Linked DNA regions of Homo sapiens: all the other regions are linked to region 3. The links are chromatin loops, found by intact Hi-C in ENCODE. Cell type or tissue: CD4-positive, alpha-beta T cell. All regions are shown on one strand. Each heading gives the region's core, and the rest is flanking DNA. Links, peaks and the distances in the headings are about the cores only. Region 1 overlaps SNRPA1-DT (SNRPA1 divergent transcript). Region 2 overlaps LRRK1 (leucine rich repeat kinase 1). Region 3 overlaps TM2D3 (TM2 domain containing 3). Region 4 overlaps LRRK1 (leucine rich repeat kinase 1). Region 5 overlaps LRRK1-AS1 (LRRK1 antisense RNA 1).

Region 1 (6,103 bases), core at 961-4,960, 340 kb after region 3:
CTTCCATCTGTCACGGGGGAGCTCCCCAGAGCCCAGACTGCCTCTTCACCGGTTGCTGCCAAGTGTGATTGAATTAGGTTACAGCTTGTCTTCTATGCAGTGGCTGAAATCCCTGAACCCATGGCTGATGCACTCCTTGGGATGTTTACCATGGCCTCTCTGTGAAGTCAGAAGCTTGTACTTGCTAGGAATCCTTTGGCTGCAAGTAAAGGAAACGCACCAACTAGAAATGACTTAGGTGAAAACAAGAGTGGGTGAGGGGCGTTGTTTTGAGAATCCAGAGTGGATTCAGAATTTCAGGGAGGGGTGCAGCAGAGCCTTGGGAAAGCTGGAGCCGGCATTAAATGTCACCTGGACCCTCTCTGTACGGCAGCACTGCCCTTCTCTCCATGGCCGCCTTCTCCAGTTGATGGGACAAATGACAAGACCTCCAGCATCTTCCAGGTAAAACTGGTACAAATCCAACCCCTCAGGCCAACTTTCTGGGTCTGTTTCTTGGCTCTTCTTTTCCCAGGGACAGGACTTGGTCAGCCTGCCTTACATGGGTACTCTCCCTGTGTCATCAGCTGTGGCTACAAGGACAGGCTTGTGCAGCAGAATATGGCTGCAGGGAGCTCTGCAGCAGAGGAGGGGAGCAGTGTGCAGCTCTCAGAAGGCAGGGCAAGTCACACAACCCAACAGCTGGCCACCACAAGCACCAATTGACCAGAGTTGTGCGTGTGAGGCAGTGAAGGAATAAGTGTGTTTGGGATGAACATTCAACCCCTTGCCCCGCCCATGAGACCGACCTTGAATTAAAAGTAACTTGTTAAGTGCTGCTGGTGCCAGGCAGCCTTTTAGACCCTAGAGCCCAGATACCAGCAAATCCGAGCTGCCCACTGAGAGCTTACAGTCTACCATGTTTGCAGCTGAATCAGAAATAAACTCCTGGCCGGGCATGGTGGCTCACACCTGTAATCCCAGCATTTTGGGAGGCCGAGGCAGGCGGATCACCTGAGGTCAGGAGTTCGAGACCAGCCTGGCCAACACAGTGAAACCCCATCTCTACTAAAAATACAAAAATTAGCCATGCGTGGTGGTGACACCTGTAATCCCAGCTACTCGGGAGGCTGAGGCAGGAGAATCGCTTGAACCCAGGAGGTGAAGCTGCAGTGAGCCAAGATTGCACCACTGTACTCCAGCCTGGGCAACAAGAACGAAGCTGCGTCTCAAAAAAAAAAAAAAAAAAAAAAGGGAAGAAACTCCCTTTATCTCCCAAAGGGAGATACAACTACAGGAAAGCCAACCAGGCAGCCTCGTCGAGTGGCTAAGCCAGGCAAGCCCAGCTTGGGGCTGACAAGTCGGGTGGGGAGTTGAGAAGTTGTTCACAAAGTCCTAATGACTAAACTCCACCTTGTTGAAAGAGACCAACTACATATAATGTCTGCTCACAAGTGGTCCGACCTTGAGGTTAAAATTGTCTGGACTCTGGCAGGATATGTGTATGGATTTTAAGTGACAGGATCATGGATCACCTCCTCTAAACCTGTCATTTCCCAGACAAGGACACTGAGACCCACAGAAGTGAATGCCTTGCCTGGGGCTGCACATTGGCAAAGTTGCTCCCCACCGGGCCCAGGGAAGGAAGCTGGCTGGCTGCAGGAGGGGCGTCGTTCTGCAGCTGCCCAAATGCAGCCATGATGCATTTGTTTTAAACTAGCTTTATTTTCAGGGGGTGATGTTTACCTGACCTTATCCCCAAATTCTTTGGCACCTCACAGTGGACCCCATGTGTACATCCCCATCCCTCCCAGGCCACTACTGACTTTGTATCTTGCGACTCTTCAAAGGACTGGTGAGAATGGCACTTTGTACAGAAGACACACCTGAAATGGGAGGGGGGGTGGACAGAACTTAAAAAAATAAAAGGGCCAGCCACAGTGGCTCACACCTGTAATCCTAACATTCTGAGAGGTTAGAAGCAAGAGGATGGCTTGAGCCCAGGCATTTGCAGCCAGCCTGAGAAATAGAGCGAGACCCTGTCTCAATCAATCAATCAAAAACGACAGAGATAGATAGATAGATGATAGATTGATAGATGATAGATAGATAGATAGATAGATAGATAGATAGATAGATAGCAACATGGTCTAAATGAGTCTAGGAGTGGAGTGTCCTTGAACTTGGGGAGACCACCCTCCACTGCATTTGCATTATTGATACTATGGCTGGAGAGGGCCTTTTGCCTAAAAGCTTGGAGTATGTTGGGGCCCCCGAGAGCAGGTGAGGGCCAGAGGTTCAGATCAGAGGATGGAAAAAGGAGGTGGAGAACAGGAAAGAAAAACATTTTAATAAGAACAAGCAGGGGTGATGGAAAGTATACACCAAGGCCATTCTCTAGCATCTTAAGGTTCTGCCCAGCCAGCTGGGAGGCCACTGGGCACTGGCTGCTGGGGGGAAAGGAAGAATCTGCTCCCCTACCCCAGCCTTCACTGTTGCTTTCCTCGCACGAACCCCAGACTCTATCCTTCCTGGTTGGCTGTTTAAGTCCTTTCCTGACACCCCAGGCTTTGTGGCTTATCTGAGCACAGAACAGCATCCTTAGATGGTACAGCACTGAGCACCCACCTTAGATCCTAGGATTCAGTCCCACCATCCAAAGCCCCTCACCACTACAGACCAGCCACACTAAGGGTGACCAGATATCTTAGACTCCCTTTTGAAACAACAGGAACCAAAGTGCCCAGGGCAGAGAACATCCTGTTGCCAAAATAGTGGTTCTCAACCAGGGATGACTTTTGTCTTCCAGGGGACATTTGGCAACGTCTGGAGACATTTTGGGTTGTCACAACTGGAAGGATGTACTCACATCCAGTGGGTGGAGGCCAGGAATGCTGCTAAGCACCCTGCAATGCACAGCAGCCCCCATGACAAAGAACTGTCCAGACCAAAATGTCAATAGTGCCGAGGTTGAGAAATTCCGGCCAAAAGAAATGGAATCAAAAAAGAAAATTGTTTGCAACTTCATAGAGATACCCTCAATGAATAAAACCACATATGGTTTGACTTCTGTCCCTGTTCCTATGCTGAAGGGAAACTTGTACAACTTTCCCTTTTTAAAGTAAAGAGATACCACCCCACTCTTTTTTTTTTTTAAACACAGCAACAGAAGGGCCCCAAGTTAAAACCAGCTCTCCAGCCTAAGGACTCCACCTGGTGGTCCTCTCTGGAATTAAATGAAGTTGAGGTTTTATTTTGTTTAATTTTTTCATTATTCAGTTATTTTGTTTAACATTTTTAGTTATTTTGTTTAAATTTTTAGTTATTTTAACTTTTAAGTTATTTTATTTCTTAGTTATTTTAACTTGTTATTTTAATTTTTTTAGTTATTTTAACTTTTTAAAGTTATTTTAATTCTTTAGTTATTTTGTTTAACTTTTTTAGTTTTTTTAGTTAAACAAAAGTTGCAGTGACCGGGGCAGGTGTGATGGCTCAGGCCTGTAATCCCAGCACTTTGGGAGGCCGAGGCAGGGACAGGGGGCAGGGGAAATCACTTCTTAGGTCAGGAGCTCAAGACCAGCCTGGCAAACATGACAAAACCCCGTCTCTACTAAAAATATAAAAATCAGCCAGGCATGGTGGCGAGCGCCTGTAATCCCAGCTACTTGAGAGGCTGAGGCACGAGAATCACTTGAACCTCATGTTATTCCTCATGAGGCGGAGGTTGCAGTGAGCCGAGATTCCGCCACTGTACTCCAGCCTGGGCAACAGAGCGAGACTCCATCTCAGAAAACAAAGAAGTTCCAAGTACAATACAAAGAAATTCCCTCCCAATTTGAGAGTAAGTTGCCGATATACCCTATGACCGCCCCCCCCCCGCCAATACTTCAGTGGGTATTTCCTATGAACAACGACATTCTCCGGCACAGCCATCAGACTCAGGAAATTAACATCGGTATGTTATTACCATCAACCCTCTGACTGAATTCTAGTTCTGCCAGTTGTCCCAATAAAGTTCTTAGCAAAATGGTCTGGTTTAGAAACACACTTTTCACTTAGTCATCATGTCTCTTTAATGTTCTTCCATCTGGAACAGTTCCTCAGTCTCCTTGCCTCATGATGTGGAAGCTTTTAAAGACTATAGGCCAGTTATTTGTAGGCTGCCCTTCGCTGTGCACTTGTCTGAGGGTTCCTCACGTTTTGAGTCAAGTCATGCATCTTTGACACGAATCTCACAGGCTGATTCTGTGTTCTGTCTGCATTCTAGCAGGGAGTACACGATCTGTTCCATTATTGGTGATGTTAACGATCATTGGTTAGAGTTTTCTTCCGGGCTATGAAGTGATGCCTGCCAAAGCATATCCACTACCACCGCTGTTCAACATTGTGCTAAAGATCCCAGCCAGTGTAACAGGGCAAAAAATACAGAACCAGTATAATAATTGGAAAGGAGGAAATAAAACTATCTTTTTTTTTTTTTTTTTTTTTTTTTTTTGAGACCGAGTCTCACTCTGTTGCCCAGGCTGGAGTGCAATGGCATGATCTTCACTCACTGCAACCTCCGCCTCCCTGATTCAAGTGATTCTCGTGCCTCAGCCTCCCAAGTAGCTGGGATTACAGGTACGTGCCACCACACCCGGCTAATTTTTGTATTTTTAGTAGAGGCGGGGTTTCACCATGTTGGCCAGGCTGGTCTCAAACTCCTGACCTCAGGTGACCCACCCACCTCAGCCTCCCATAGTGCTGGGATTACAGGCGTGAGCCACCACGCCCAGCCAACTATCATTATTCTCAAATAGCATGGTTATGTATGTAGAAAATCCACAAGAATGGTTACAGATAAACTTAAGTAAATTTCACAAGATCGCTGGATGTAACGCCAATATACAAAAATCTGCTGTATTTAAATATATCAAACTAATGATTAGAAAATGGAGTTTTTAAACAAAAGGTACTATTTACAGTAGCATCAAAATCTATCAAATATCTAGACAATCTAGTAAAGGATATACAAGGCCTTGACACAAAATCTGCAGGATGCTGCTGAAATTAAAGAGTGCCTCAATAAATGTAGGGCTATAATATGCCCATTGATTGGAATACTTCATATTGTAAAGATATTAATTCTCTCCAAATTCTTCTACAGATCCAACACACTACAAATCAAATCATGGGTGCTTTTTCACATATATCTATAATTTATGTTCACATGCAAAGGATTAGAATAATCAGATAACTACTAGATAATCTGAGAAAAAAATGGGAGCTTTTTTTGAGGGACAAATACCAAGTCTTTTTCTAAAGCTTGTATTCTGCAAGGATAGCTGACTAAACCCATGGAAAAGAACAGCTAGTTCAGAAGCAGAGGCCCTCACATATTTGGACACTTGATTTTTGAAAAGAGCTGCTCTGCAGAGCAGTGGGGGAGAAGATGGTCTTTTCAATAAATGGTGCTGGGTCCACCAAATATCCATATGGGGAAAAATATATCTTCTTCCCTACCTTAGACTATGCACAAAAATCTAGGCCAGAGAGACTGCAGATCTAAATGGACAAGGTGGAAGAAGAAAGCTTTTAGAAGAAAATATAATTTTGGAGTAGGCAAAAGTTTCTCACAGCGTACTCGAAAACTATTAGCTGTATAGGGAACGGTTCATAAATCAGACTGTATTAAAATGAAGAACCTCTATTCATCAAAAGATACCATTAAGAGAGTGAAAACCCAAGCCACAGGGGGAAGATACTCACTACAGACATAGCTCACAAGGTTCCTATTGAAAAAATATAAAGAGCTCCTACAAATCAGTTTAAAAATAAAGCCCAATAGAAAAATGGGCAAAACACCTAAGCAGACACTTCATTAAAGAGGTTATCCAAACAAACATAAATATATTTTTTAAAGTTCTCAATTGTGTTAGTAATTAGGGAAATACAGTTAAAACCACAATTTCATACCATTACCTATCTACCAGAATGGCTAAGATTAAAAAGACAATACTAAACGTTAGCAAGGAGTTTAAGTTGGCAACCACTTTGGAAAACTATGTCCTACTTAAGCTGAACATAAGTAAGCCCTATGACCCAGTAATTCCATCCCTGGGAGTATATCAGTATATGTGTTCAC
Region 2 (6,103 bases), core at 907-4,906, 630 kb after region 3:
TTTCATTTGTTTCCTGGCCCTCTGGACTTCCTTTTCTGAAAATTGTTTATATCCCTTGCCCATTTTTTTTGCCTATTGTGTTGTCTTTTTTTTTTTTTTTTTTAAATCAATTTGTAAGCATTCTTTGTATATCAGGGACTTAAGCCAATTTGTGTTGCAACAATTTGTGTTGCAAATATTTCTTCTTAGTCTGTTTGCATTATGACTTGGTTTATGATGCTTCCCACTGAACACAATTTTTGAATGTTTATGAAGCCAATGATTTCAGTCTTTTTAAAAAATTATTCCTGGATTTTCCAACTAGATTTTAAAGATCTCCCTCATAGCAAAGTTATACCTATATTCCTTAAATGTTATTGTTTTCTTTTTTTATACTTAAACCTGATTGTTGTAATCTAGTATCGTGTTTTGTCCCCCTTCCAGGCAGGAATATCAACACCGTTTATTAACGCACGCAAGCATCCTTTTACACTAAGTTGAAGTTCTGCCTTTGTCATATATTACATAATAACAGTCCCCAACCTTTTTGGCACCACGGACCGGTTTTGTGGAAGACAATTTTTCCATGGACTGCAGCATTGGTGAGGGGGACAGTTTAGGGATGAAACTGTTCCACCTCAGATCATCAGGCGTTAGATTCTCATAAGGAGGGCACAACCTAGAGCCCTCACAGACGCGGTTCACAATAGGGTTCGCGCTCCTATGAGAATCCAATGCTGCCGCTGATCTGACAGGAGGTGGCGCTGATGCTCACTGGCCCACCGCTCACCTCCTCCTGTGTGGCCTGGTTCCTAGCAGGCCAGGGACCAATACCGGTTCGCTTCCTGGGGGGCGCTGGGGACTCCCGATGTATTTCTATGTTTACTGAGGTCTATTTTTGGACTCTTTTATCTGGTCCACTGATATTCCTTTTTCAGTCACATATAAATACACACGCTCTTATGGGACAGATCTCTATGTGTATCATACTCAACACACAAGCACACCAGTTCATCCAAGAGCGTAGCAGCGGCAAACTCCCTAGTTCACCTCCTGCAAATGTGTCCTGGCCTCTGTGGCGTCACTCATCCCTACCTCATACTATCTGTACTTGCCAACAACCATCTATCAAACTGAAGAAGAAAGTTGTATTATGTTTAAAACAACCTGGATGTGGGTTCTGGTTTTCTGGGCCAGCATCCTGAGGGATATTTCTGTGAGCAGAGCTGGCTTTGGAAGTTGTAGCTTTGAGGTTAAGAAGCAGAGCTGGTTGTTTAATGAAAGGGACAGCTCCATACCTTCCCCTGTGTCTCACAGAAGATAATGGAACAAAAAGAGCTTGTTTACCTAGATGTACTCTCTGCTGAACTGGCCTTGTTGTGTGACCAGCACAAAAACTAGGAAAGTTCTGTCTCTGTTGAGTTTTGGGGAAGACCACGAGCCCCTGTGCAACCTTGGCCTCACCTCAGCCTGTGGGTCCAAAGGCGGCCGTGATCCATGTGGGCTTTGCAAGATACCATCGTGTGGCAGTAGAGACTTAACAGCACGTAGCTGCTGGTCCAGGGCTGAAGTCCCACAGTCCTGGGATGAAACCTGGCTCTGCTACTGAGAAGCAGCCACACAACCTGGGACAAATCAGTCAGTCCCTATGCCATGGATTGAACTGTGTCCCCCGCCCCCCACCAAATTCATATGTCGAAGCTCTAATACCCAATGTGACACCATTTGGAGATGGGATATTTGAGCTGTAATTAGGTTTAGATGAGGTCATGAGGGTGGGGCCCTTATGATGAGATTAACATTCTTATAAGAAGAGGGGCCGGGCGTGGTGGCTCACACCTGTAATCCCAGCACTTTGGGAGGCTGAGGCAGGCGGATCACTTGAGGTCAGGAGTTCAAGACCAGCCTGGCCAACATGGTGAAACCCTGGATATCTGAGAGGAGGGCGCCAGCACTGTCAGGGGCTAGCAAGGGCCTTCTTCCTGGCATCCTGTATTGTATTAAAATACAAAATTACTATTTGGAGATGGGATATTTGAGCTGTAATTAGGTTTGGATGAGGTCATGAGGGTGGGGCCCTTATGAGATTAACGTTCTTATAGGAAGAGGGGCCGGGCACAGTGGCTCATCTCCAAAAATACAAAAATTAGCCAGGCATGGTGGCACATGCCTGTAATCCCAGCTACTTGGGAGGCTGAAGAAGGAGAATAGCTTGAACCTGGGAGGCGGAGGTTGCAGGGAGCCAAGATCGCGCCACTGCACTCCAGCCTGGGCGACAGAGCGAGACTCAGTCTCAAAGAAAAAAAAAAAAAAAGAAGAGGAAGAAAGACCAGAGTCCTCTCTCTCTTCACTATCTCAGGACATAGAGAGAAGGATGCCAGGAAGAAGGCCCTCGCAAGCCCCTGACAGTGCTGGCACCCTCCTCTCAGATATCCAGCTTCCAGAACTGTGAGAAAATAAGTGTCTGCTGCTGAAGCACTCGGTCGGTGGTATTTTGGTGTGGCAGCCAAGCTCAGACACCCTGGGAGCCTCAGTCTCCCCACGTGCAAAATGGGGAAATGTGGCCCATACCTCACGTTGTGAGGATGAGAAACTCTCACATATGTAACCTGCCTAGGGCACTGCCTGGTGTGTAGATCAGCTGCACATATTAGCTGCTGGCATCACTGGCCTCCACGCAGGAGAGTGGGGCTTGAGGATACTTGCGTGTCACACGTGGGACAGAAAGAATGGGCGCAGCTCATATGCAGGGTTTTCATTTGAACTTGGACATCTGTGGCATTGCAACAGGGCATTGAAGGGGAAGGCCCAAGATAAGGGCGATCCCCACTTTGGTGGAGCAGGAACCAGGCTACCCCGGCTGTCTCATCTGGGAACACCGTCTCCCAACCCACACACACCTGCCTCAGTCCCGGAGCGCTGGCGACCTCTGGTGGTGAAAAAGGCAATACGCTTCGTTTTCAGTCCATCTTCATTTCTGGGGGGAGGAAAAAGAGACAAAATTTGAGGACAGCACGACAAAAGCATTACTTTTGGCTGTGATGTTATAATGCCAAGCCACGGAGATAGGGAGCAATTCATGTGCAACTCTTCAGGGCCTGGCAGGGGCGCACGCTGCAGTGGCGGCTGCCTTTTTCACTGCCCCCACCCCTCCCCGCAGAGGTCCTCCTTGGGGTGCAAGTTCCACCGTGATACTGCAGAAGTGGCCTTCTGCAGATAACGGGGGCGGCTGGTCTCCAGAGGCTGGCTGGGCTCATCCCGGCTTTCCACCTATTGGAAGGCTTTGGGGCTGGGTGCTTTTATTCAATTCCACGTCCATTTCAGTTAGTGATCAGCAGAGACTTTTGAACAGAATTACAGATTGGGCTGAAGTGAGAGACAAGATTCTCCAGCAGACTAAAAATTAAAAATGAGAGGACACCATTAGGGGCTGTTTCCCCCCACATTCCTGTGTCGAAGCCCTAACCTCCAATTCCTCAGAATGTGACTGTATTTGGAAACAGGGCTGTTAAGGAGGTAACTAAGTTAAAATGAGGTCATTAGGATGGACTCTAATCCAATCCGACTGGTGTCCTTATAAGAAGAGGAGATTAGGTCACAGACGTGAACAGAGGCCTGACCGCAACAGGACACAGGGAGAAGACGGCATCTGCAAGCTAAGGAGAGGGGCCTCAGGAGAAACCAACCAGGCCTGCCCACACCCTCACCTCGGACTTCAGCCCCCAGGGCTGTGAGGCAGTGATTTCTGTTGTTAAGCCCCCAGCTGGCGGCTCAGCAGCCCTCGCAGACTCACATGCCACCATTCAGAGGACCTGCTCGACCGTGGCCCCACACACGCTTTGGAACTGGCCAGGGAGGAGAGGCCCCTGCTTACTTGCCAAGTTGGTTTCTGGAGAGATCCAGGGTTTTGAGCTGCCTGCAGGTCCACTTCTCTTGAGGTGGAAGTGCCGCCAGCTGGTTCCCCTGTAACCTCAAGAACATGAGGGCCTGAGAGAGAGAGGGAGGGAGAGAGAAGCTAAGATAGCATCAGATACAAGAAGGGAGGGGAGACTGAAGAGCCAGTCAGTTCCCAACCACGCGCAGTCAAACGATTCCAACCAATTTTCCTTCACGCAGATCCCAGCTGTGTGGGGCCCAGCAGCCTCTTCAAACTCACGAAATGATATCAAACAGTGCGACGGGGCCATCTATCTACAGGAGCTCCTCCCTCAAAGGCAGTGAGAGGCAATTATTCTAGAGTGAAAGGAGCCCAAGCAGCTGTCAGCATTAAGGATTCTTAAGAGTACTGATTACCGGTGTGTCTCTCTGGGGAAAGTGCCAGACTCTGATGGTTTGGAGGACAACGGCTCACGGCTGGTGGGGGTGGCATGGGGCATGCAGTACAGTGCTGGTGTCTGCCACCTCCTGGTGGGTGGCCTCCTGGGCCAGCCCAGGTCTGGGGACGGGGTGGCAGTGCCACCAAGGGTAACTGTCCTAGCCGCATGCCCTCTGCTAGCCGACACAGTCCCAAGCTGGGCCCCTCAGGATTATCAGCATGTCTGGGGTGCCCCTCGTGGGTAGCCCTCCCTCAGCCCTACTGCAAACAGACCCTGCAGGGAACCCAGTCACCAAGGGGGATGAGGGGCTACCTTGCACCTGTAACACGTTTTATTCTTTTTTTGTTATTCTTTTTATTTATTTACTTTTTTAGAGATAGGGTCTCGCTCTGTTTCTTAGGCTGGAGTGCAGCGGTGTGATCATAGCTTGCTACAGCCTCAAACTCCTGGCCTCAAGCAGTCCCCCCATTTTGGCCTCGCAAAGTGCTGGGAGTACGGTTCTGAGTCGCCGTGCCCAGGTCTGAGCCATCATGCCTGGCCCACGTTTTACTTTGCAGGAGTACCTTAGACATGCTATCTCCCTGCTTGAGGACATCACCACAGCCACCAACTATCCCGCCCACAACCAGGGCGGCCTCAGGAGGGCCACAGGCTGTTTGCTGCCCCACATTAAATTCTCTCCTCCTGGTGCTTTTGTCTCCTTCCTTGTTGAAGGGGCTCACGCCACCGCCCACCATCAGAACCGCTGCAGCCAGCCCCCTCCTGCTGAAATTCTATGGAGACCCTGCCATGTGCCAGACCTCAGGGTCCCCCAAGCCCCCACATACCCACCCACCCCTTCCCAGTGTGGAGAAGGAGACCTCGAGCAGACACATTCCCTGCAGGCCCACAGTGAAGCTCTGGACAAGGCTCTGCCTCTCCTGATTTGCTGCTTCTGGGCTTTGGGGGAAGCCAAAAATCCAAGCCTGCTAGTTGTTGGTGTGAAATACGAGAAGACAGACTCAGAACAGGGGCCCAGGGGCTGTGGACAAGGCCTGAAGGCCAGGAGTACCCTGCGAGGAGTATGATGTGGGACCACCCCCCCCCGGGGGCACCCCGCGTGGCTCCTTTCTTCTGAGAAGCGTGAGTCCTGTCCCTGGGTCCCTGGCTTTGCCCTGTGCTTGTCAGGAGCCTAGGACATGATAGCCCATCCTCTCTGAGGATACACATGCTGAAGGGGCCTTCGCTGCCTTGTGGGGGTCGCCGCACACAAGAGGCTGCACCAGGCCTTGGAGGAGTGCCCGTGGGGGTCCTGGCAGTGGCCTGGCAGGACCGGGGGCTGAAGCCTGTGCAGGGTGGCCTGGGCACTCTGCCTGGGGGTCCACTACAGGGCCCCTGGTGAGGCTGCCCTGATGGGGCCCCTTCTGGGGTTGGCCCTGAGCTCCAAGCAATGAGTGTGATCCACGGCCTGTCTGCCTAAGGACCCGCCAACCACCTAAAACAACCTAAAGCGAGAAGGTACCCGTATTCTGGGGTAGGCACACAGGGTTCCGTGGAAAGGCCCTTCCTGGAGCTCTCAGTGTCCACTCAGCCTCATATATGGGCAGGCCGTGGACTTAAAGAAAGTCCCGAGGGATACGAACCATAACCCCACCACCACCTGACACAGCTGCTTCTGCTGTCCACGTGCCACCCTCATCGCTGTTCGTGGCCATGCATATTTTTGATAGCTGAACTTTTTCTTCATCTTTTCCCCTTATATTTATCTCAGAAGCTCAGGAAAAGCACATACATTTCACTGCAACACGGAGCAATTTTCTCTCAAAAGC
Region 3 (6,103 bases), core at 899-4,898:
TAAATGTTTGAAACTTGGAATAATTTTAATTTACAGAAAAGTTGCAAAGATAGTAGAGTTCTTATATACCCCTAACCTGGTTTCCCTACATTGTTAACCTCTTACAGTACTATACTGTAACATACTTTCAACAATTAAAACTTCTCAGCACTCAACATGGTTTTTTTTTTTTTTTGCTTTTTTTTTTTTTTTTTTTTTTTAACGGAGTCTCTCTCTGTCACCCAGGCTGGAGTGCAGTGGCTCAATCTCGGCTTACTGCAAGCTCCACCTCCCAGGTTCACGCCATTCTCCTGCCTCAGCCTCCCGAGCAGCTGGGACTACAGGCGCCCGCCACCACGCCTGGCTAATTTTTTGTATTTTTAATAGAGACAGGGTTTCACCGTGTTAGCCAGGATGGTCTGGATCTCCTGACCTTGTGATCCGCCTGCCTCAGCCTCCCAGAGTGCTGGGATGACAGGCGTGAGCCACCGCGCCCGGCAACATGGTTTCTTTTAAAATCATCACTGTAATGAGATGATGCCCAAGGTTTGCTTCAGGGTACTCTGGAGGGGAAAGAGGAGGGTTTTGATGAAACACAGCTGGCCAAGTGTTGATTATTGGAGCTGAGTCATGGGTACTGTTCTCTTTACTTTTTATTGTTAGGTGTTTAGAAATTTTCCATAATATAGTTTCAGTATTATTAGATCTTAGAATTTAAAAGATCCTTAAATCTTTTAAGGATTTATTCCTAACATTAAGATTTTAGAGATGAATGAAAAAATAGACTGAAAACATGGATGACTTGATCCAGGTCGTCCAGGTGGTGGTGAGCTCCTCCTGACTCCAGCCCTGACCCCGTGTTAGTGCACTTCCTGTTAGACTGGGTCTTTGCTTTATTTTGACTAAAAAGCAATGAGATTGATAACTTTAAAAAAAGAAAACATTGGTTTTTTAGTACAGCTAAAAATTGTATGTTTACTTTTGACATTTAAACTGTCTTCCTGCCCGTAATTATTTGGTGGTGTCAGTTTGTGAAATAGTCACTTGTGTTCCAGTTAAGGGCTACGATCAGGGGAAGCCCTTTCTCAAATCTGACATAATGTGGTGATTAAACCGTGACTGGCCACAGCTGGGGTGGAGGTGGTCTCATGGAATCCTGTCTGTTTGCCATCGCAGCATCACCCTCGGTGGGTTTGGAGCAGACCGTTTCTACCTGGGCCAGTGGCGGGAAGGCCTCGGCAAGCTCTTCAGCTTCGGTGGCCTGGGAATATGGACGCTGATAGACGTCCTGCTCATTGGAGTTGGCTATGTTGGACCAGCAGATGGCTCTTTGTACATTTAGCTGTGGTGTGTGCTTCAGAAAGGAGCAGGGCTTAGAAAAAGCCCTTTTGTCCGTAGGAGTTGATGTGGTGTGAGTGATATATTTCTATGTTTTTAATGTACAGCATCTGTACTTTGTTTGCCTTGATAAAGGTAAGATAAATGAAACGCTGAACTATGCTAATCTGGAATTTGTTTTTATTTGCCTGAAATATATTTTTTTCTGTGAAAAAATTAAAACGTACTTAAGCCAGGAGAATGAATTATACAGTGATTGAAAATCCATTTAATTCCTATGACTTTTGTTTTGTATTGCCCAAGTCAAACTACATCACTTGTATCTCCAGCCCAAATGTAGTCTGCCTTGAAAAGTCTTTCAGCTGTGACTGCAGGAAGTGGGAGTGTTTTTATTGTTAGCTAATTGCTGTGACTGCAGGAAGTGGGAGTGTTTCTGTTGTTGGCTAATTGAAGTTATTAGGCTCAGCTTCAGTCATGTGTAAGTTTTGCAGTGTAATACATATGTAGTCTGGTCTGTATATATGAAAATTTGAATTAAACTGCAGAATGTTTATGTCTAGTTATGGTTTAAATTTTCTTAGTAGTATATAAAAGGTAAGAGTACTGAAAAATTAATAAAATTGCAAGTTAAGAAATACTGTGGGCCTGTTTTCTATATTAAATATAATCTTGAATAATCATTACAACTTACCTTTATTGTTAAGAATAACATTTTTATCTTTCAGGGCATTACTCCATTCTAACAGAGTCATAATTGGCTGGTTTATTGACACAGTGGAAATATATAAATGTTTTTGAGTATAGATCTGTTATAGACCCTTTATCGGGGAAAAAAAACTCAGTTATTCAAAAAGATTTTTACTCAAGCTTGCTTTTGAAACATTTAAAAACTTAGCATTTTTTCTTTCAAATGTGGGTATCTGAGTTACTGCTTTTTAAACACTTGTGTGTATTATCCAGAAGACTGTTAACCACCATATCATATCTAGAAGCTATAAAATATCTGCATATTTCATTCAGCAGATGATTTATTGATTTCAGTTTACCTGAAAGGTTTCAGTGATCACTTGCTGCTGTTTAAAGCACAGTCCTTTTCTTAGTTGAGTGACAGTTCCATCTCTCGTCGCTAGGTGGCGCATCCCCATTACATTTGCTTCCCCATTCTAGTTCCAGAAACAGAAAAAAAAACTGGTTTTGTTTTGTTTTGTTTACGAGGAACTTGTCACAGAGCATGAGCAGTTCTTCAGGATGGGAGTAACCCGGTTTATGTGGACCTTTCTTTCTGAGAGCAAAGACACACTTTTTGTATCCGTTAAACTGTTGATTGAGCAGGTGTTTCTTTAGAAGACGATCTTTTCTTCAAGAAGTAGCCCCTTTGCTAACTATAATAAAAATGTCTCCTGAGTCTCCTTATGTAGCTCTGTGTAGAAGAGAATCTAATACTTCCCTGTTGAGCAACCATGCAAGGTGGAACCAGGGAGTCGGTGGGAAGTTAGTAGGAAGTATGCATTGCCCTTGGTGGAAATAGGTAACAGCATCCTTGATTAACCATTTTTGTGGCTCTGGGGCCTGAATTAGATAATGAAGCTGCAGTGTCTGAGAGTAAAGCTCAAAGATTCAGAATCCATGAAAGGAGGCATAAATGAACTTGTTCCCAAATCCTAAAAAGTTTGCACAAGGGCATAGCCCTTGGAACCTGAAGGATGTAAGCCAGTCAGGAATGCTTCAGATCAAGGACTTTGATAGAGCTGATGGCCTGAGACAGAACTAGCAGGAAATACGAAGAGATTTTCAAATAGTACAAACAAATTTATGAACGATGAACTCATACACAGCCCCAAAAAGAAACTGCAAAGTAAAACTATACTTTCAAAGGGCACTAGGGAGTGTGGGTGCAATCTCTTGTAGCAAATCCCATGGGCCTCTGCTGGCAGCAAAATGCCATGTTGGAGTCTGACCTTCAGGTTCTATTCCTCTGCTGTCTTAGATTTTCAGGATTGCTATAACAATACCATAAACGGCGTGGCTTAACAACAGAAATTTATTTCTTAAGAGTTCTGGAAGCTAGAAAGTCCAAGATGAAGGTGCTGGTAAATTTGGTATCTGGTGAGGGCCTTCTTCCTCATAACATCTTCTCACATCCTCACATGGTAGAGGCAGGGAAGATCTCTCTGGGGCCTCTTCTATAAGGGCACTAATCCCAATCCTGAGAGCTCCACCCTCATGACCTGATCACCTCCCAAAGGTCCCACCTCCTGATACCATCATTACAGTGGTGAGGATTTCCACATGTGAATTTGGGGTGGAAAAGACACAAATACTCAGTCCATCATGTGTGAGCTATGGGCTCTGACCCAGGGATATGATTAGATAGCCATCCTGTTCACACAGGTTGGGAACCATATCAGTCAACCATCCTCTATTGATAGTTCTCTAGACACTCAGAATTTATCACTGCAGCAGGCCATCTGTCATGATTTCCCCTTAAGAATCTCTACCTTGCTTTGTCAGCTCTCTTCCATTTACCCCAGTAATGCCTCACGGGAAGGTGCTGGGTTATTTATGTCTACCCCCTCCATTGTCCCTAGAACAATGCCGTGCACACAGAGGCTCTCATTTATTTGCTGAGTTAATGCCACGGGTGTCCTCAAGGTTTTGAAGGGACTGTGTACAATTCCAGGGACTGGCAGTTGAGGTGGCTGCAAGGAGATAATATATAGAAATTGGCTTCAAGTAAATATTTGTCTGTAACACCATGTTGATCTGATTTCTGCAAATTGCTGAGGAACAACTGGTTTATGGTGCGTATAAAAAGATTTTTTCAAAGATCTTATGCTTCAAGATTTTAAAATGTAAAAATACCTTCTCTATGCCACACAACTTCATTTCTCTGTACTTTTTTTTTAATGCCTTATGCCAGACTTGCATTTATTTTGGGCATATATCATCAGCTACGGAATATGCAAATGATTTTAATTCATCCTGTAAGCAATGAGTGGAAAATGAGCTGTACCTGATGCAGCTTCTCAAATACAACATTGAAAAAGCCTGAAAATGAAGGCACTACATAAGTAGAATATGCATAAAAAGGAAAAAAAAAAACACCCAGGAAAAATGGAGGCAGATTCCTCCGCTCCTGCTCTAAAGCTTCCCCTCTGTTCTGCCCTTTTGGTAGAGTATGAAGTGTCACATGAATGTTAGGGGGTAGACACATTTTTTAAACTTTTATTGTATATACATCGTATGCGTTTCTTTCATGGTAAGAGCACTTAAAATCTACTCTTAGCAAATTTATAATATGATAACTGTAGTGATGCTATGCACTAGACCTATTGGTTAATTTTGTAACCTAGGCAAATTTGATTTAAATTCTTTTAAATGTATTGAAATTGTCTTCCATAAACACAACACTTTTATGCAAAATACGCTTTGATGGAGACACGTGGACATAATTTACTAAGGCTCCACGAAGGCAGGGCTCTGGTTCTCTGCTGTAGCTCAGCTCTGAGAGCCCTGCCGGCCATGCAGCAGGTGCACAGTGACTAGGAGTTTGATGAATGAGTAAGGAGGAATTGCTGGGAGTAAGCTAAACACCTAAAAGTATTGCTGAGAATTTTTAAAGTGGTAGAGTGCAGCTGGATTGCAGCATCTCCCTTCTCAAATACTTAAATGATAAACACACTGTAGGAAAAGCCAGCACCTCCTTCCTGCCCAAAACCAGCAAACAAATGAAAACTCCACAGCGAACAAGCAAAAGGATACAGCCAAATGCCAAAAACGTCAAAAAATTGTGAATACAGGGAAAAAAAATTATTGCTCAGGTGTGTAAGATTACTCCCGCAAATGGCCCTGCTGGCGCAACAAAACTCAGAAAGTCTCACTGGAGGCCAGACGTGGTGGCTCACACCTGCAATCCCAGCACTTTGAGAGTCCGAGGCGGGCAGATCACCTGAGGCTAGGAGTTCGAGACCAGCCTGGCCAACATGGTGAAACCCCCGTCTCTACTAAAAATACAAAACAATTAGGTGGGCGTGGTGGCAGGTGCCTGTAATCCCAGCTACTCAGGAGGCTGAGGCAGGAGAATTGCTTGAACCTGGGAGGCAGAGGCTGCTGTGAGCCGAGATCATACCATTGCACTCCAGCCTGGGCAACAAGAGCGAAACTCTGTCTCCAAAAAAAAAAAAGGTGGGGGGGTCTCACTGGTGAGGAAAAACAGGTTAATTCGGAGAAAGAGAGGTATCTATATCTTTCTCCTGTTACTGCTGGGGGAAGTGAAAAGGGCTGCTGGGAAGAGACCAGTGAGAGAGGGCTCGTGAACAAACAGGAGGGACTCTGATGGGTTCAGGGGTTCCCTGCTGAACCAGATAAAGGATCCAAAGCCTGGGGTGACCCCCAGGGGTCATTGCATCATTCCCTGGGGAGGAAACTTTGATTCAGGACATTTAGAAAATCCTAGTCAAGAAACCAGAGACCAGATATTCTAGCAAAGATATAGTCTCAGCTGAGCTTTTCCCTGCCTCACTCCTAGCTATCAGGGCACGGAATGTAGAATAGAACACAAAATACAACTTGCAAAATGCTCGAAGAGAAAACCAAGGGAATTTGTTCACATATTATGAAGTTGTCCTTTTACATGAGAACAAAATGAAATGACTCACCACCCACTAGAATGACTATAATAAAAGGCATTCTTAACCTGCCTGCGCAACGTAGTTACGCCTGTCTCTAAAAAAAATAAATAAAAATAAGCAGGTGTGCGCCTGTGGTCCCAGCTACTTGGGAAGCT
Region 4 (6,103 bases), core at 161-4,160, 630 kb after region 3:
TGAGAAAACATACCATTTTCTTCTTCGAACAATTTTTCTAAACAATTTTTTGAAGCTGTCAGTTTTTGAAGTTTTGAGAGGTGCAAGAATCCAGGAGGGAGGTGGGACAACTTGTTGCTGGAAATGTCAATTTCAAGTAGCCTGCGATGGAGAAGAAGGAAGGCAGGCATCAGAATAAAGAGGGAAAACACCAAATTTACATATTTTTCTATAAACCAAGAGGTGTATTTTTTTTCTTTTTCTCCCCATGCAAGGTTAAAGAGTGTGCATTGAAAATGTAGTGCATATGATTTTTAATTCTTTTGAAGAACTCTTACTGTGTCCTGTGTAGATAAAGACAAACCTCTCATCGGTGGGCCCTGGCTCCACTGACCAACAGGGATTCGAATCCTTCGCAGGCATGTAATAGCAAAATGAGTAGGTTCCCTGAAAGCTGCTGAGACCACAGAGCAGGGCTTTGAACCTTCTGGACCTGTCCATCTGGCCCAGGTGAAGGGCCTCACTTGGACGGCACTTGCTTTTTAAGTTCTGGTGTGCAGGCTTCTTTCCCGTTCTCACTTGGGAGTCCCATGGATTAATGCCTACCCCAAGCTCTTTCCAACATTCTTGACTCTTGCTTCACTTAGAGCCTTGGTTTTTCATTTTAAAAATCGATTCAACCCTTTATGGAATGAGGACTTGCAGTTATGTGTCCAAAAGAAATCAGGCCAGGTGCGGTGGCTCATGCCTGTAATCTCAGCACTTTGGGAGGCCGAGGCAGGCGGATCATGAGGTCAGGAGGTCAAGACCATCCTGGCCAACACGGTGAAACCCCGTCTCTACTAAAAATACAAAAATTAGCTGGGTGTGGTGGCATGTGCCTGTAATCCCAGTTACTCGGGAGGCTGAGACAGGAGAATTGCTTGAACCAGGGAGTTGCAGGTTGCCATGAGCCGAGATTATGCCACTGCACTCCAGTTGGGCAGCAGAGTGAGACTCCGTCTCAAAAAAAATAAAAATAAAAATAAAAAATAAAGAAATCAACTAAGGTCATTCCTCCTTCCATGCAAGCTCAGGGGTAAGGCTCAGGTCTCCCTCCAAGGCCTCCAGAAGAAGCAAGCCTGGACTGCCCACACTGTCCACCTGCTGCCAGAGTCCTGCAGAGTTAACCCTTTCTCTGAGGCCCTTCCCACTTTCCCTGGAAGGCAGAGTAAAAGCTGGTGCCTCAGAGCCCCATTGCATCCACCAGTGTGGGAAGGTTTGGCTGCCCTCATCTGATTCCTGGGCAGGACCAAGACAAGCATCTCAGGCAAGCATTCGCATGTCCCCGGGTGAGCTGTGTAAACTTGGGCCAGACAAATGATCTCTCTAAACCTCTCTGTTTTAACCTGAAAGGGAGGCTTGCCTCAGGGTAGGCAAAACTCCTTCTCCTATTTTAGCCAGAACATTTTTCCCCCAAAACCACAAAATACAACCCGGGAGCATGTGCAGGAGCACAACGGTGACAGCGGGGTCACACACGGCTCCGGTCACACCCCGGGGAGCCACCTGGAACAGATGATTTCGTCCGATGACTGCACGCCAGGCAGCTCCCCCAGGTGGTTGTCGGAGAGGTTCAGCTTCCGGAGATTGATGAGGCCCCAGGGGATAACCGAGGGGAGGGTCGCCAGGCAGTTGGCAGAAAGGTCGAGCTCCGTGATCTGGCAGGAGATGTCTATGAGCCAGTCTAGGTCTACCCAGGGCAGTCTGAGATGGGACCATTTCACACGGAGAGCCTGGTGGTGGAAAGAAAGGAAAAGCACATGTGGAGGGTGAGTTCAGGGCCCACATGGGCTTGGAATAAAGCAAGGGTTAATGCAAATGCGCGTCTGTGTGCCTGCTCCAGCCCGGGTCCCAAGAGGCCTGCACATGTCCTTCTCGGCCGCCGGCACCTGCCACGGTGGTGGGTGCAGAAGAGCTACCTGTTCCCATCGGCACCTGCGTCTCACAGGCAATCTGTGCACAGCGCCTGCAAGTCACCCTCCAACCTCCAGAGGGCGCCGGTGGGCGCGGGCTCAGTGCCGCCCCTCAAGAGGCGGCTCACAGGGAAGAGCGCGGCGGGATTGTCCACGTACAGAGGAGACCGCTGAAGCGTCCAGGCGCCTCCCCCAGACTGGAGAAGAAAGCTGACTCCCAAACCCAAGTCTCTGACCTCCCTTCAAGGCGGCCTTTCCTGTGATCAGAGGAGCTGCCGCCTGCAGCTGCCCGCACCGCGCCAGGGTGCTTGGTGGACAGGCTGCTTTCAGAGCGAGCCTGAGATACAGACAGACGATGGCCACACAATATATAAAAAACAGAACTCTGGCCCACGACCCACAGTGACCTGCCTAGGAAACCAACCTCTTTATCTATAGCAAACAGCCCGGGAAGCCAGTCTCTTGCAGGAGGCCAGCCTCTTTTTTTTTTTTTTTTTTTTTTTTTTTTTTTTTTGAGATGGAGTCTCGCTCTGTCGCCCAGGCTGGAGTGCAGTGGTGCGATCTCGGCTCACTGCAACCGCCGCTTCCCGGGTTCAAGCGATTCTCCTGCCTCAGCCTCCTCAGTAGCTGCACCACCACTCACGGCTAATTTTTGTGTTTTTATTAGAGACGGTGTTTCACCATGTTCGTCGAGCTCAGGCTGGTCTCAAACTCCTGACCTCGGGCAATCCACCCACCTTGGCCTCCCAAAGTGCTGCAATTACAGGCATGAGCCACTTCTTATCTCTAGTAACAACCCAGGAAGCTAAGCCATCATTTCCGTAAAAGTCAGTCTAAAATGGCCAGGACTTGGTTAATAACTGACCGATTCTCTAATTTTTGTCCTCACTTTCCATTTAGGACCAACCCGAGAGAGCCAACTTTGCACCCCTACCAATCCCATAGGATGCCCAGCCTGCAGCGAGGCCCCCCAGCTTCCCCACGACAACGGCCTCCCGGCAGGAGGCCCCGGAGGCCTTCCCTTTGTCCCACTAGAAAGCTCCCGCTCCTCTGCCAGCCTGTGGGTCTCTGCCACACGCAAGTCCTGGTGGCTGGCGCTCTTGCCGTTGAAGTCCTGCTAAACAAAATGTCTTTGCTCCACTCATTTCTCACTGGTCTTCCTTTATTTCCACCAGAGGGAGTCAGAAGGGCCAGCGGTTTTCCGGCATGGGGTGGTCAAAGGGACCTGGCGAAATATATGGGAGCAGGACTTTGCTCTTTCTTCCTGATTACCGAAGAATATTGGGCTCAATCAGGTTTCTGGGGAGAAGAAATCTGCTTTTGGGTCTGTTTCTTCGAAGCAACTGGAAATCCGTATTGGAAAATTAGAGGAGCAGAAATATGAACAAAAATTAGTGCTTCGCAAATGGGAAAATGTAACAAGCAGAGGCTACGAGAAAGGTCCCAATAACGTGGGATGAATTCCTCAAAAATTGGCGGCAGGTGACGGGCATCCCTATTTGGCCACCAGATGGCGATGAGCGCCTGTCTTTAGCTCCTCCTCCGCCCACTCCAGGAGTTTGGAAAGACTGGGCCTACGCCCCTCAACACTCCGTCCGGTCTTTGAACCAGAGGAATGAGGGACTCTGTCGCTCTGTCTGTCTGTCTCTCTGTTCACATGGATGAAAAGGGAAGGGCGGCACTGGATCTTAGGCCAGGAGGGTAGATTCTGAGCTGATTTTTTAAGACAAGTCACTCAATTGCCCTGGGCCTGTTTGATTGTTACTATTTTACTCCCCACATTTTAATTTTGAAAAATTTTTTAAATTTCAGAAAAGTTGCACTAGGACACAGTGAATACCTGTGCACTCTCCACCTCGACTCACTGATTGTTAAAACGCTGTCACATAGGCTTTTGCCCCTCTTTCTCCACACAAATACACACGCTTTTTATGTTTTGATGAATCATTTGCCAGTAAATTATACATCGTGATGCTTCACCCGTAAATACTTCAGCATGTATCCCTGAAGAATAATATTTTTCTACACAACAGCCGTATAATTATCATTTTCAGTAAGTGTAACATCAATACGATATTATTAAGTTCACAGCCCATGTTAGAATATTCTCAATTATCCCAGAAATGTGGTTTATAACTATTTTGTGTCCTGATCTGGGATCCCTTGACAATTGCATGACATTGCAATCACACACTGCATTACACTGTATGTTTCTTTACTTTTCTTTCATCTGGAAGAGTCTTCACACCTTTTAATGCCTTTTCTTTTTTTTTTTTTTTTTTTTATCACATTGTCGTTGCATTAAGTCCTGCAACTTTTAGCCTCTTCATCGGGGGCAGATGCTGGTGTGTTTCACTGCTTGTCTTATAGAATATCCCATAATCTGAATTTACTCAAGTTTTTCCTAAAGTTTAGATTAAAGTTAGCTATTTTGGGCAACAACCTTAGAGTCTAGTTGAGTGGTTCCCACTAAACCCCACCCGGGGCACCTGATATTAGGTGTTCCTGCTACAGGTGGTGCCCTGTTTGGTCTCATGGTTAAGGTGGTGTCTATCAGTCCCTCCTTTGTAAAGGTTAACATTATACCCTTTGCGATTAGTACACAATCTATGGGGTGATATTCTGAGACTATGTGACAATTCTGTGTTTCTGCATCCTTTTGCCCCATGGGTTTAGCCTCCGTTGCTGATCCTGGCCTGAATCAATTAGTACAACGGTGGTTGCAATGAGAAAGTTTTGCTAAAGCTACCTTTCTTTCTACATGTATTACCTGGCATTCTTCTGTATAGAAAAGCATTGCCTCCTCACCTGTTTAAGTATCACTATGGACTCATGGATTCTTTTTTTTCCCAAGTATCATTATTTTTTTGACACCCAAGTCATCCCCAATTTGTCCAGGGGGAGCCCCACTGGGGTGGGAGAGAGCCCCCTGTGTTCCTGTGACATATCGCTGTCAATTTTGGGACGCCTCCTTACTTCCCGGCAAAACAAGATCTTCCAGTCTCCTCTTGTACTTTCTAAGCCCAGGCCTTGATTCCCTTGAGCAAAAATTGGTATTTAGAAACCAAGATCTGGGTGTGAGGTGTGCTCATCACCGCTGGGGTGTCACTGCTTTTCAGCCCATTGATGGGACACAGCTCTGTATTTAACATGAGTGTGTTCTGATGCCTCCAATTCAATGCAGCAAAGGGGTTTTTTTCCCTCATCTTTCCATAATCCACAATTCACGACTGTATCACTCTTCATTCCATTATCATTGTTTTTAATCTGTTAAATAAGTGGCTTGGATCAGATGATGCCTAGGTCAGTTCTCGTCCCAATATTGTTTCCGGTGGTCGTCTTGCAAAGTACAGTGGCCTTTGGGTAGGAGTCTTTGGATAAGCATGACAGTCAGCCCAGCAACAGGCTGACAGGAAGGTCACCATGTGGACTTTGCAATGCCAAGTCAAAAAAGGCTCCACAGGGCCTGTCTGCCTCTCCTTCCTGGATTCACAGAGACACACCCAGGTCTCAGGGGCAAGGGCCAGACAGCTGAACATGGAATCAAGGTGTCCAGATTGCAATCCAACCCTCTCCACTCACTCTGCGTGGCCATTATGGTCTTTCCGTATGGAATGGTTGGTACCCAAACTGAAATGGCAGCCAAATGCAAGATGCAGGGGAGGCTGGTTATGGTTTTGGCTTTGACAACAAATCTTAAGTCTCTATTGAAAATCTTTAAATAAAACTCTGGGGACCATCATAAAATAAACAAAACAACAGCAAGTAATCAAATTATTACTGTAACATGACCCAATTATGGTACAAATACCTTGGGGAAGGGCTTAGGTGTGGCTGTCCTTACAATGGCAGCCTCCCTCTCAGCACCTCCTCCACATCCCCTGAGCTGGGGCTGGAGCCCTGAACTGCAGAAGGAGCAGGGGCTCAGCCTCAGGCTGCTTAACTAACTCCACGTGGACTCTGGGCAAGCCGCAGTGGAGGTGAGCACTTTTTTGGGCTCTGTTCAGCTTGAGACACTTTGTATTAACCTCTCCACTGATCTGTGTGGCACTGACTCAGCCCACATTTCTTTTGCTGTGGCAGACAGCATGGCCAACCGGAACCCGGACTGCACACCCCACAGTGCAGAGCCCTGCCTGGCTGCCTCTGCAGCTCAACCTCATACCCAC
Region 5 (6,103 bases), core at 751-4,750, 550 kb after region 3:
GCTGCTGCTGGCCATGTGGGCCTCTGGAGCGGGGGGCCTTGTCAAGGCTCCCCAGACCCACTTCCACAGCCACAGGACCTGCCTGCAGTCTCTTTCCCTTTTCCTGGAAACTTCTGTCCCTTTGTCTACTCCCGATGAGTCAGAGTAGCCGATGGAGAGGAGTGCAGAGCCCAGGCCAGAAACAAGTGGCAAAGGCAAGGTGTGTCTCCTCTCTAAGGTCGCTAGGCCACAGCAGCAGTGGTTTTCGTTTGGGCCTGACAAGGAGCCGGTGCTGTAGTCACCCATGACTCTGGAGGCCCTGTTCATCCATCAGGCCTGGAAACACCAGCAGGACTGGCCAATCCGCCCCAGAGCTCAGCCAGCACGGACAGTCAGTCTTGGCCAGCAGCACCTTCCTCAGGCCTGAGAAGAAGAGGCCAGGTCTGCCTTGCACAAGCTGCAAACTTTGGTTCCCTGCACACCAGGCAGAGGGGGCTGCCCTGCCAGAGGCAGCTCCCACATCCCCTGAGCCTGAGTCATTACCTGCTAAAGAGGGGACAGCTCTTCAAAAGACCTGTGGCCTCCTGGGTCCCGGCAGCATCCGTGAAAGTGAAAAGAGCAGAATGTTGGTTGGCACAGTTTTCTGAATCTCTCCCTGGGCCATCTGTTCCAGTTACTGCTGTTTTCTAACAAAGCACCCCAAAACTTAGCGGCTTACCACAGCCATCTTCCCATACTCCTGGTTCTGCAGGTCTGGAAGTTGCACAGAGCACAGGAGGGCTGACTTGCTTCCATCCTGTAAAGTCTGAGGCCTCCACTGCAAAGACTCCACAGCTGAGAGGGACCCAACAGCTGGAACCATCTGAAGATGTCATCTCTCATGTTTCCCCCACATGATGCTGGCTGTTGGTGCGACCTCAGCCCAGGCTGTTGGCCACAACAGCCTCTGCATGTGGCTTGGGCTTCCTCAGAGCATGGCGGCCTCATCACAGTCAGACTTCTTGACTACAGGCTCAGGGCTCCAGAGGTGAGTGTCTGCTTCATTGCCTTTCCTACTGAGCTTTGGCAGTTATGCTGCATCATTTCCACCATATTCTATTTGTAACAAGCAAGTCACAAGCTCCCCCCAAATACAAGGGGAAGGGACACAGACTCCACTTGTTGATGGGAGGGGTGACAGGATGGGAGGTACTGTTGTGGCCGTCTTTGGAGAACATAATCGGACACGCCACTCTCCTGGCCTTCCTTCCCACTCTGCCCCAGCCACGATCCAGCTGCACAGACAGCCTTAATCAGGCCCTTCCAGTACCTTCTTCTCTTCCTAACAGCTGCTGGACAGGTCCTCCACAGGCCCAATAGTGAGCTGGGCCACCAAGGCATGGGGGAGGCCCCTCCATTTCTGCCTTTTTCACCATGGCTGGGGAAAGGGGCAAGCTCAGGGTTAACTGGAGTCCACAGGGTCATTCAGTTTGATGGAGTGCCCCAGGCTGTCCTGGGGCCTGGCCTGCCTCCCTCGCTGTCTGTGCCTGTTCATGTGGCTTTTGGTTTTGTGTTTCTTGGCTTGTGAGTTGTGGTTCCGGAATGAGGGGAGCCAGGCAGAGCCTCACCCTGGAACCAAGCAGTGGGGGGTCCTGAGAGCCCCCCCGGGAGCCCAGAGCTTCCTCTGTGGATGGTCTCCCCTCTGTGGCTCCAGTTTAGGGGACTTGGGACAGAACCTTTTGCCATCCCCTGCCCTATTTGTATTAGGGGCAGGCTGTTCTTGGTGGAATACAGTTTCTGTGTGGCTGACACAAGTGTGAACTGCTGACTTGCCTTTTGTGGCTGAGTTCTGAGGAGTTTTGCTGAGAACAGCGCAAGGGTTAGTAGGTCCCAGCTGTGAGAGCTGAGGGACTGCTGTAGTTGTAGAAGCTGCTTTTGTCAAGAGACTCTCTCAGGAAAAATGTTCTCTGGATTTCCAGACCCTTTTCTACTCTTTCCCCTATTCCCAATGTACCCCTGGCCCGCAGACCCCCCAAATTCCCTAGTGTGGACACAGAGCCCTACTCTGCCACCAGGCCTGCACCTGGCCGCGGGTCCAGATGCCAGAGACATTAAAGCATGTGTGCGTGCACACACACACAAACACACACCTACACACACATGCACACACATGAACACACACAAACACACGAACACAACACACATACACATACACACACATATGCACACACAAACACGAACACACACACACATACATATGCGTGCACATAGAGAACAGAGTATTCATGAGCCTGTAGTACATGCAAAAAAGCCAAGTTACGTTTTTAAAACTTTTCTATTGCACCAGAAATACAAGATGCCGCCTAGAACGTTGGGAGAAGAAGGTCCGCCCCGCAGCCGGCCCCCAGGCGGGCCCGCTTGTTTGGGCCTCTGCCTGCCCGCCGGGGGTGTCTGTATTTACATTCGTCCACACCCGCCACAAGGGTTCCTTTTTCCCCACGTGGCATCGTACTTGGGAATACTTGGTAAAGCAAACTCATCAAGCCCACAAACTCTTCTCAGAGGGCGCAGGAGCCCCGGGGCAGCCATTTCTCGGCGGGCTGGTGCCCCGTCGCGGCGGGAGGACGGCGTCCGGCTGCTCGGAGCGGGGCGCACCCTGGCGGCGGGCGAGGGAACTGCTCCTGCCCGCGGGTTGCATGGGGGCAGGTGCCCTCAGGAATAGGCTGGAGAGGTTGGCACGGCTCTCTGCTCTCCCGGGCTTCAGTGAGGGAGAGGAGCTGTTACATTTTGGCAAACAGCAGACCTTTCTTTCCCAAGCCCCCGGCTTCTAGCCACCATGGTTGACCGAGTTCTTTCTCTGCTGTAGGAGAAACAGGGCCCAGCCCCCGGCTTTGCCCAAGGGTCCCCCTGGCCCTCCTTCCCCGTCACTGCCTGGGAGTTAGTGATGACTGGGGAGGATTGGTTTTTGGGAGAGGGGCTGCAATGAGGAGTGTCACATTTTCTGAAGCGACAAGGAAGCCTCTGCACCCAGACCCTCACGTTCGTTCCCCCATCCAGTGTCCACCTGCCTGTCTCCCTCTAGCAAGTAAGTCCTCCCAGCCCAGCCCCTGACTTTGATGCAATCCCTCCCTGAGAACTGAGAGGGGCAAGTGCCCTGCCTTGAGCGATGGGAGTTCCTCTGTAGGGCCTTGTCACTTGGGGGATGGCAGGCCCCTCGCTGCTGGTTCCTGTTCCTGTCCCTGTGCTGGGGACAGCTGTGTGCAGCTGAAGAGAATTTTCAGGCCAAGCCTGAGGTTCAGGGTCTACTCCCTGACTGGAACAGAAGTAGACAGCACAAAAGACGTTACACTGGCCCTGAGCATGCCAAGGTCAGGAGGGTGGGGTTGGTGGGGGACCATGGATAGTCCCCAAGAACATTGACAGGAAAGACCTGGAGGCCCTTATGCACCTGAACTGTACTTCAGGAGCCAGGGTGGGGGCTGCAGCATCTTCCCTGATGCGTGCTCTCCGCAGTGGGGATCTGTCTATGCATACACCCTTACAACTTGCTGTTCCAGGCTGTCATCCCTGATTATTTTCCATCTCTGTCATTGAGGAAACAAGAATCTAAGAGGCATAGGATCTTGCCCTGGGTCTGGCAGCTGGCAATTGGCAGAGGGAGGATTCGAACCTGGGCCTGTATTTCCAAATCCCACCCTCAACACCACATTGAGGAACAGCCCCTTGAGGCTGAGCTCTGGCAATTCCTTTAGTCCTCAGTGTGGCCTCGAGGGAGAGGTTTGGAGCGAAGCCCTGGGCCTTTAGCTTTTGGGGTTTCCAGGACCCAGCAGAGGCCCAATTCCTGGCTGCCCCTGCTTGTACTCAGGGGTCTTGGGGTCTTTGGTCTTGAGGCCCCCATGGCCTCCATTGTGATGGAACCTAGTAGTTTGTGGCACACAGCCATTGGTTCTTCATCAACCAAGGAGGCAGGGCATGGAGGAGCCGCAGGTCCCAGGAGAGAGGAGGTGGCTGTGGGTCACCCAGCCAGGAGGTGCTGGAGGGAGTGCGAGCCCCATTTTCTGACCCTGACCCCAGCTGCCCCGCTTCATATTGCACTACCCAGTGTGTCTCTGTTCTCTTAGGTCCGACCTCTGAACGTAAGAGTGAATGAAAGGGAAACCAATAACGGGAAACTCAAAGGACAGGGGCCTCTGGGGTGGGCAGACCAGTAGCTGGAAGGGGTCCAGCCCTGATTCCTGAGATCGCCTCAGCCTTGTGCAGGCCCCACTGATGGGCAGGCTGGGCTCCAGCCATTGTCTGCTCCACGGCTCCATTGCGGAGCAGAAACCTTGCACCGAGGGCAAAAACACCTAGTGTGCCTTAGATCCAGTTTAAACCTTTTTGATAAAGAAAGTCCAGATAAAGAGTTCATTCACTTCCCCTTCTCCAGCTGCACTTGATCTGAGGCTTTGGTGACCCGATGCCGCTATTTCAGAGGGAGAAATGTTTTCTAGTTCCTTCCACCTCATTGTCAGCTGAAGCTCCCCCCAGCCCCCACCCTCTTCCTCCCCTCCTTCTCCTCTGTCTCCAGACCAGGGGAGAAGTTGTGCTGCTTGAGGGCAGGGTTGACGGGGATGCCTTGGCTGGACTTGGAGATGGAGGATTGAGTCTCGGTGGGAGAGATGTCGCCTGGCACGCAGCACATCCCAGAGGCCACTTTGGAGGAAGGGAAGAGGTCAGCTCCTGGTGCTCATGTGGTGGAAGCCACAACCACCTCGCAGAGCCTTCTCGGGTCTGCGTAGTGACGGGTGTGTGCTTGGAGGGCCAGGCAGGCTCTCCAGAGTGTGCAGAAAAGTGCCTCCTGGAGATTCTGCACACGCCCAGCCCGCCACACTCACATGAGTGAGACCGGGACTGGGCAGCTCCTAGATGACACCAACGACGGGACAAGCCAGAGCCTGGGAGGAAATGAATGCAGGATCCAAAACGGCGGCTGCCGTCCGAGTCGGCAGAACGAGGTTTCTGAGCGGGCTCCGGGCTGAGCGGCGGCAGATCCTCGCTCCCCGGGCCTCAGCGCTGTCGCGCATGCGGTTGAACGGCGGAGCCGCGGCCGCGCAGGCGCCGGAGGCCGTGGGAGGTGACATAGCTGCAGGGGGAGCTGGGGAAGAGCCGCGCAGGCGCCGGAGGAGGCCGGGGTAGGTGACGTAGCTGCAGGGGGAGCTGGGGAAGAGCCGCGCAGGCGCCGGAGGAGGCCGTGGGAGGTGACGTAGCTGCAGGGGGAGCTGGGGAAGAGCCGCGCAGGCGCCGGAGGAGGCCGTGGGAGGTGACGTAGCTGCAGGGGGAGCTGGGGAAGAGCCGCGCAGGCGCCGGAGGAGGCCGTGGGAGGTGACGTAGCTGCAGGGGGAGCTGGGGAAGAGCCGCGCAGGCGCCGGAGGAGGCCGTGGGAGGTGACGTAGCTGCAGGGGGAGCTGGGGAAGAGCCGCGCAGGCGCCGGAGAGTCTTGCGGAGCATCCCCCTGTGCTGAGTCCCGGATTCATTCCTTGGTTTTACAGACGAGGAAGCTGAGGATCTGAGAGCTGTACAGTAGTGGCTGAGGTGGGGTTTGCAGTGAAGGATGTGACACACCCCAGATGGAGCTGAATGGGCGTGGGACCTCAGGTCTTGGCCACAGTGGCCTGCTGTGCATTGATCCTGCTACAGAGTGTCCATTATCAGCCAGGCGCGGTGGCTCACGCCTGTAATCCCTGCACTTTGGGAGGCCGAGGTAGGGCGGATACCTGAGGTCGGGAGTTCAAGACCAGCATGACCAACGCAGAGAAACCCCGTCTCTACTAAAAATACAAAATTAGCCGGGCGTGGTGGCGCATGCTTGTAGTCCCAGCTACTCGGGAGGCTGAGGCAGGAGAATCGCTTGAACCCGGGAGGCAGAGGTTGAGGTGAGCTAAGATCGCGCCATTGCACTCCAGCCTGGCAACAAGAGTGAAACTCTGTCTCAAAAAAAAAAAAAAAGTGTGCATTATCAGGGACATGGCAAGAGGACGGTGGTGGAATGCTGGTGGAGCTGGCCCAGCCGTTTCTGGGGACGGGGTCCTCAGCACAGCCTGAGACTGCTCTGGTCCCACTGGCCAGGCTGGGGCTCTGGGGAGAGGCCTGTGGGAGGCTGGTG

Evidence for each region. Peaks named below come from ENCODE experiments on the same cell type or tissue, not always from the same donor. Only the 100,000 strongest peaks of a DNase experiment are listed, where the experiment ranks them.
Region 1: a loop joins it to region 3, with 14 times the contacts of the local background. A loop is called at or near these places in 105 of 110 quality-filtered maps.
Region 2: a loop joins it to region 3, with 11 times the contacts of the local background. A loop is called at or near these places in 13 of 110 quality-filtered maps.
Region 4: it touches region 3 in a loop (2.7-fold over the local background); 13 of 110 quality-filtered maps call a loop at or near these places.
Region 5: it touches region 3 in a loop (14-fold over the local background); 6 of 110 quality-filtered maps call a loop at or near these places.

The regions. Positions count from the first base shown.
Region 1 is chr15:101,297,555-101,303,657 of GRCh38, reverse strand. It overlaps SNRPA1-DT (SNRPA1 divergent transcript), which reads right to left. Exons shown (of 2, transcript NR_186319.1): 2 at 1-199. Among named protein-coding and RNA genes, the nearest start is that of SNRPA1-DT, 5.3 kb to the right of the region's middle. In CD4-positive, alpha-beta T cell, for the core only: CTCF peaks have their summits at 2,974 and 3,173 (motif pointing left); a DNase peak (open chromatin) is centred at 3,177.
Region 2 is chr15:101,012,179-101,018,281 of GRCh38, reverse strand. LRRK1 (leucine rich repeat kinase 1) reads right to left here. Exons shown (of 34, transcript NM_024652.6): 11 at 3,854-3,966; 12 at 2,880-2,956. Among named protein-coding and RNA genes, the nearest start is that of LRRK1, 96 kb to the right of the region's middle. RefSeq lists a silencer at 2,704-2,998. In CD4-positive, alpha-beta T cell, for the core only: CTCF peaks have their summits at 2,719 and 2,928 (motif pointing left); a DNase peak (open chromatin) is centred at 2,901.
Region 3 is chr15:101,637,697-101,643,799 of GRCh38, reverse strand. TM2D3 (TM2 domain containing 3) reads left to right here. Exons shown (of 6, transcript NM_078474.3): 6 at 1,156-1,952. The coding sequence ends at 1,321. Among named protein-coding and RNA genes, the nearest start is that of TM2D3, 12 kb to the left of the region's middle. RefSeq lists a silencer at 2,358-2,517. In CD4-positive, alpha-beta T cell, for the core only: CTCF peaks have their summits at 2,239 and 2,440 (motif pointing right); DNase peaks (open chromatin) are centred at 1,709 and 2,449; H3K27ac peaks cover 2,003 bases.
Region 4 is chr15:101,004,488-101,010,590 of GRCh38, reverse strand. LRRK1 (leucine rich repeat kinase 1) reads right to left here. Exons shown (of 34, transcript NM_024652.6): 7 at 1,528-1,754; 8 at 14-141. Among named protein-coding and RNA genes, the nearest start is that of LRRK1, 88 kb to the right of the region's middle. RefSeq lists enhancers at 2,005-2,334, 3,313-3,607. In CD4-positive, alpha-beta T cell, for the core only: CTCF peaks have their summits at 2,006 (motif pointing right), 3,229 and 3,436 (motif pointing right); DNase peaks (open chromatin) are centred at 2,010 and 3,460; H3K4me3 peaks cover 1,241 bases.
Region 5 is chr15:101,085,469-101,091,571 of GRCh38, reverse strand. All of the region lies in intron 1 of LRRK1-AS1 (LRRK1 antisense RNA 1), which reads left to right. Among named protein-coding and RNA genes, the nearest start is that of LRRK1-AS1, 63 kb to the left of the region's middle. RefSeq lists a silencer at 2,460-2,699. In CD4-positive, alpha-beta T cell, for the core only: a CTCF peak has its summit at 2,595 (motif pointing left); a DNase peak (open chromatin) is centred at 2,591; H3K27me3 peaks cover 293 bases.